Regions from separate parts of the Mus musculus genome. Here region 1 is linked to region 2. The links are chromatin contacts, found by Hi-C or POLR2A ChIA-PET in ENCODE. All regions are on one chromosome and are shown on one strand. Each heading gives the region's core, a stretch centred on a gene start or an enhancer-like site at or near the end of the contact. The rest is flanking DNA. Distances are from core to core; before and after follow the strand shown.

Region 1 (3,398 bases), core at 873-3,372, 71 kb after region 2:
GGAGCAGAGGAGGAAGAGGGGGCAAACATGTCATCTGTGTCAGCACTGAGCTCCTCCTGTGGGGATGCTGGGAACTGACCTCATGCCTCTCTCACCTTTACCAACTCCCTCCCTCTGACACTCTCCACATGAGAACCAGCTTCTTCAGGCTTGCTGAAGCAGGGGCTCAGCTTGGACCCCAGCTAGGGGTGGAAGAAAGAAGATACTAAAAGCTGCCTGGTCCTCTCTCTCAAAAATGTGTTTCCTCTACCAACACCCAGTCTTCCCTCCTACTGGAGAACTTACCTCAAAGGTGGGCCGCTCTCTAATGCGTTCCCAGCGTGGCCGGGAAGGCAGTGTGCGCACAAAGGGGGCCATGCCCTGGGAATACAGTTTGCTTTGCTTGTTCATGTTCATAATGTTGATCTTGATAAGCTTTCCTGGAGTCCCTCCCCGGACACTGAAGTAGAACCATGACCTGAGAGCCAAAAGAGAGACCAGCTGTTGGCTGTGGGAGGGCCAGGGAGAGGATGTGGGGAAAGCTGAATCAAATCAAGTCCAAACAGCAAAGGGCTATCTGGTAAGGAGGGAAGGGGGGAGGGTTTACAAGAGATACTGTGCTGGTGCTCAAAGTCAATGCCTGACTATAGGATGCATCCAAGCACTCGGCCTTCCCACCCCCTGCAGTCCTCATACCTGTTGCCATTTTCATATTCCGTTTCAGCACAGTCAGGCCGGGTCCACACGTTGAACTCGTAGTCAGGGGAAGCAGCAGACCCACTAGCGGGGGCTGTTGCCACCCCTCCTACGCCTTCCCCATCACTAGACACAGTCTCCACCTTTTCCACATGGGCTAGGTTCCCTGAATCAAAGCGAGAACTGAACAGCAATCCCCCACAGCGCAGCTCCATGGTGGGGCTGGGAAAGCATCCTCTTGCCCCACACAGGCCCTGAGAGCTGGGGGGAAAAAAAATCAAAGTTGGGATAGGGAGGAAGGGCAGAAAATGAAACAATGTGTTTGGTATGTCTGGATAAATGAGAAATGTCTTTTCTACTCTATGAAGCAAAACGCTCTTATTCATAGAAAACCTGGAAGTAGCCTTTCAGTAAGATCAAGAGAAAGCACAACTCTGTCCCTGGACACCCAAGGAGTATGAGCGACCTAAAAACACCCTATTTTACTACATCACCACCGTTCCCCAATCGAATGCTCACTAGCTTCCTTAGTTGAGTTGGAAAACGCTAGATTCTCAAGCTTTTTAACAACCTAAGAGGCAGAGACTCGAGGTCGGGTGGTTGCCACTGACTCTATGAGGGAGAGGCCATATTAAAATTTCCTATATTGGCTTTGTACTGGACAGCCCGGAGCAAGAAGAACCAAGTTTCTAAGTGTAAATGGTAGCTTCCTTTCTTTACCTCTTTTGTCTTCACAAGCACCGACTGTAATTATACTCGTTTCTCGGAGACCTTGAAGAGCGTTGCTACCACCCCCTTCCTCTACTACGCCTATTATGAAAACGTAGCCTATGCCCGGCCAAAGCCACTTGCTCACCTGCCCTGAACCTCAGTTCCAATTAGGGTCTGTTTCCATCCTCCCGCCCTGTAGACACGAGCCCGTGCAAAAGCTACCCTCGAAGGTGTGGGTAACGGGCGTCCTAAGCACCCCTAGGAAGGCTGGGCCAGTAGAGTCCCGCTTGGAAGCAGCAGGCAGCTCCTCGATTCGCGAGGACCCTCGCGCTGCCTGGCTTGTCCAGGGCAGGGTGGGGTTTGGAAGCGTGGGAGGGGTCGAGACAGGTACACTGGCGGACAGGAAGGCGGGTCCTAGGGGTCAGAGGTGAGGCCACAGGAGCAGAGGGAGTCAACCAAAGGCGGGGTCGGCGGGCCGGCCGCGGCAGGCCGGGGGGCGGGGTGGCATTCGACGGGGGCTCCGGCAGAGCGGGCTGAGAAGGGGGCGGGGCCTGCCGGCGGGGCCGCAGTCCACGCGAAGCCCCTCACCTCTCTCCGGGCCGCTGCTCCCGCTCCCTCTCCCGCTAGCGAGGCGGCACCTCGGGCCCCGGCACCCGGGCCCTCCACCCGGGACCCACACAAAACCAGAGAGCCGCGGTGCCGGGACCCCACTCTGCCAGGAAACAAGAAGTCTCTTGCCTATTGGCCGCAGCTGCAGCTGGCTACCCGCCCAGTAAAGCGCACTGCCATTGGTCGCCACGCAGGGTTCCGTGCACGTTGGCAGGTACCTGTGAGGGGGCCGTTTGGGGGCTTCCGCGGGCCACCGCCGTGTGCGGCTCACTAGGCGTCTTCTCTGTAGGCGGTTAACGGCCCGCCTCCCCGAGGCGGGAAAGACAGAGCAGTGAGCAGGAAACAGGAAAAGACTTACCTGTGAATAAGAAAATAGCATGTGAAGCCGATCTTTGTTTACCGTGCTCCTAGCTCTACTGTGTAACGAAACGTGGACACAACAGATCATGAGCCTGATGGTGTGTAAAAGGAAGTGGAGGATGCGGGCATCGATCCCGCTACCTCTCGCATGCTAAGCGAGCGCTCTACCATTTGAGCTAATCCCCCAGCTGTAGTGCTGTACCTTCCTGTAACCTTTACAAGGTTTCCTGAGACTCAGTTTTCTAATGTAGTTCACAATATAAAGTAGGATGGAGCCCTCAGCAAGATTTTGAAACAGAGCCATGTAATACATACATAAGCAATAAGGACTTTTCTTGAAGTACATGTCACTATAGCTTTAACACCTAATATGCGAACAAGGTACGTTGTACTTCGACTACTTAACTGCTATATGTACTCAAGGGGTTTTCAACGTAGCCAGGAAAATACACTGCCTATCCTCAAGTAAGCGTTTCCCCCACGGAGCAATTGACCTAGGGTGTAGGTAAACTAAAAGTAGTGCACGAAGTCCTTCGAGCCGGAATCGAACCAGCGACCTAAGGATTACCATATTGTACTGACTACAGTCCTCCGCTCTACCAACTGAGCTATCGAAGGCCCCGCTGCGTCGGGCTGCTGCAGTTTTCCCTCTAATGCTTACCAAGATTTTTTTTTTTTCCCTAATGTGTTTCTGCGTAAACTAAAGGATCCCGGGCCAGAAGAAAGGCGGGCTTGCAGGCTCGCACCCTGCGGCAGGAGCTCGCCGTGAGCCGGATTGAGGCTAAAGCTGGGGCGGCCTTCCTCTCGCTAAGCAGACATTAGTTTCGGTGTTTGGGACTACGAATGCTGCTTCTGCTCCAGGTTTCCTTTGGTTTTCGGCGTGATGAAAGTATATAAAGCATGTTGTTCTGATGATGCGAAAGACATTCGCTCCGTCAGCTGAAGTGTCGGGGTCCATTCACCGAGACCCAGGCCAGAAGGGAAGACCGAGCCACGGGAGCGAGGGACCCCTATGCCCTGGACGCTGGGATGCAGCGGCGGCC
Region 2 (3,005 bases), core at 369-2,868:
TAGAGTGTTTGTCCATCCCCTCAACAACCATTTGCAGTAGAATGTTCACAAGAAATAGCACATGATGTTCTTGCCTAGACTTGGAGGAATTTGGGTGGGAAGAGTATGTGGTAGATAATATCTACAACAGGAAATGACCATCAAACCAAAACAACTGCATTAGAGCCTGGCTGCCAGGTGCTTAGCGACCTTCCTTTCACTTGCTCAACAGTGTTTTACAAACAGGAACTGACATAAAATAAGAGAAGCGGCCAGTGTGAACTGGAGTTTGCCTAGTCATTTTTCATTCACACAGTGAGAAGTTCTGCTTCTTAGGACATCTCTGAAACCAAATATGGAGTGTTTTCAGACACATCTCCAATTCTAAGACACCAACTAGGTATCTGTCCAACAATGGAACGAAATTTCTAACACCACCCACCCACAGGTGTTCACACTGGATAGATCCCATAAATCAAAGGGACTGATCCTAAAGGATCGTTTCCAGTGTCTCCAGCTTTGAGTCCTGACCATCTATCTGTACTTCTAAATAACAGGCTGGGAAGCAGAAGTCCCTGTGACTTCCTCTGTCAGTCTGGTAAGTTGTCAGAACAGCACACAGAGCTCACTTCCATCTTCCTTAGGATTTCTCTTCTAGCATAAAGAATAGAACTCAGAATTAGCAGAAGGGAAGAGATGTGTAGGGCAAGGTACATGGAGGATAAAGGGTGAAGAATGCAGTACTTCCTTGCCCTCTCTGGGCACACCATCCATCCATCCAGCACCTACATGAGACCACCAACCCAGGAGCTCATTGATCCCTATTGTCTAGGGTTGTTTTAAAAACAAATATTTCATCATATGGGCACATACTGGCCACTGGTGACTGAATTCAGTGTCAAGTTCCTCTCTCCTCCCTGAAGGCTAGTAAATGGGCCTAAAATTGGCTTCTTCTAATCACGTGGTTTGTTCAGCTGCATATGGGTCCAAAAGACACCATGGTAGTATAAATTCATGTATGGTTGACTGGGGCTCATTATGAATCGCAAAAGACATCAAATACTAAAATATAAACCATATTCAAATAATGGTCCTTACATCTCTATAATGTGAACATGTTCCAAAAACACTTAAATAGTAGGGTAACCAAATAGCCCGGTTTATCTGGGATTTTGTGGGTTTTTGTGCCTAGTCTCAAGTCTTGCCAGTCCCATGAGTTCGATGTTCCAGAAGTGGATGTCAAGCCATAAGAAAGAGTCCAATCAACCGCGGAGGATGCTCTCAAAGTGGGGACTGATTTCTTCATATTAGGATATTAGGAAGCAGTGAATCTGTTTTGGAGTGTCTGTCCTCCACACAACCCGGGAGAACCCATTTCCTCCCTGGAGTAACACACAAAGGCCCGGCTTGTACGAGTCTGCTGTGTATCTCTCCTGAAGTGGGGACTGTCCCAGTCCGAGAACTTTTTAATTCGATTTACTGATCTTCAGTAATCTCTTCTAGCCCCACCTCCCACGCCCCACACAAAGATGGCAGCTTCATCGTCATTCGGGGCTAGGACCCGGATCCGACGCCAGGGTTCCGTGACAGCGCGTCCCGCTAGTGCTGACGCGGATTGGCGTCTTGCGCTTGCGCAGAGAGAGCCCAGGAGCTCGGCGCGTGCGCACTGAACGCCTGCAAGACCCAGTCGGCCGCGCGGGCGCAGATCGGCTGCTTGCGGTGGTTTGAGTGGTGGCAAGTCCAGTGCTGAGAGGGGTCGGCAGTCTTCCGGAAAACTCTAGCGCCAAGTTCCTGAGCTTTCGGAGGCGAGGCGCGGCATGTCGTGGGTTCCGCGGGGTTGGCGGTGAACGTGCGGGCGGGATGGGTCGGCGCCGGGGTGTGGAGCTGTACCGGGCCCCGTTCCCGTTGTACGCGCTTCGGATAGACCCCAAGACTGGGCTGCTCATCGCTGCGGGCGGAGGAGGAGCTGCCAAGACCGGCATAAAGAATGGCGTGGTGAGAACGCAGGGCCACTGAGAACAGGTTATACCGTGGCCCAGGGAGATTCCAGGGTGGCCGGGGGATGCAGAGGTGAGCAGTACCCCTGATTTAGTCCCTACCCATTTCTAGCGGGAGCACCCAGGATTGCCGTTCGGGTGCTGGTTTCACCTGAGCAGAGTGGTTGAGACAGCCAAAATTAGACTGAAAGCTGTGCAGGTCTGCGAATCCAGGACTGTCCACGCCGGATTACGAGAGCTGGTCCAGGGCTCATACGCTGGCCTTTTCCAGGAAGGCACATTGTCTTGTCCATCTTCAAGCAGCTGGAGACGGAATTCTTTTCTTTCTGTAAACTGGACCTAGTAATCTAAACCCTGCTTGCTGTATGAATTAAGAAGCTCCAGTAAGAGAATACAGCTCTAAGCAACAGCAACAACAACCAAAGAAACAAAAAAACAAAAAAAAACAAAAAATAAGAGCTGGAGGTGCGGGAAGCAAAAGTACAACTGAGAGAGACTAGGATTTAATGTGACTTCCGGGCTGGCCTGACCTTTGCCCACTTTGGTTCCCTCACAGCATTTTCTGCAGCTAGAGCTGATCAACGGGTGCCTGAGCGCTTCCTTGCTGCACTCTCATGACACGGAGACACGGGCCACCATGAATTTGGCGCTTGCTGGTGACATTCTTGCTGCCGGACAGGATGCCCAGTGTCAGCTTCTTCGTTTCCAGGTCCATCAACAGAAGGGCAGTAAAGCGGAGAAGTCAGGTGAAGAGCTTTGGAAAAAGTCGCTCTAATTCTTGGTCTCCAAAAACGAGAGATTAGGTGTGGGGCAGTGGTCACATTGAAGTCTGTACTTGGGTCACTAGAGGACTGGTGTTAGTTAATACAGATGCTCAGGTCCATCTGAGGGAGGTGGTGCACAGCTGTAGTCTCAGAGCTTAGGAGTGGAGGCAAGAGGATATTTAAGGCTAGCCTGGGGTGCCTAGCAAATCCCTGTCTTAAAAAACAACAACAAAGGAATCTGGTTCCTGGCAAATTGTTTGTGTTG

Evidence for each region. Hi-C counts contacts between places; a loop is a spot of excess contacts on that map. ChIA-PET counts read pairs that join two places held with the same protein, here RNA polymerase II (POLR2A).
Region 1: POLR2A ChIA-PET joins it to region 2 with 27 read pairs in embryonic stem cell. The contact joins the promoter of Agbl5 here to the promoter of Preb in region 2. A Hi-C loop is called at or near these places in 1 of 37 maps with a recorded cell type or tissue (T-helper 2 cell). POLR2A ChIA-PET finds 5 or more read pairs at or near these places in 3 of 5 experiments (Patski and embryonic stem cell).

The regions. Positions count from the first base shown.
Region 1 is chr5:30,887,658-30,891,055 of GRCm38, reverse strand. Agbl5 (ATP/GTP binding protein-like 5) reads right to left here and starts at 2,122. Exons shown (of 16, transcript NM_001374737.1): 1 at 1,532-2,122; 2 at 676-936; 3 at 286-457. The coding sequence starts at 890. It overlaps Gm35795 (a long non-coding RNA gene), which reads left to right and starts at 2,101. Exons shown (of 2, transcript XR_376844.2): 1 at 2,101-2,209; 2 at 3,062-3,398. n-TYgta9 (a tRNA gene) reads right to left here and starts at 2,973; the gene lies at 2,885-2,973. n-TAagc15 (a tRNA gene) reads right to left here and starts at 2,541; the gene lies at 2,469-2,541.
Region 2 is chr5:30,958,940-30,961,944 of GRCm38, reverse strand. Preb (prolactin regulatory element binding) reads left to right here and starts at 1,618. Exons shown (of 9, transcript NM_016703.3): 1 at 1,618-1,974; 2 at 2,533-2,722. The coding sequence starts at 1,840.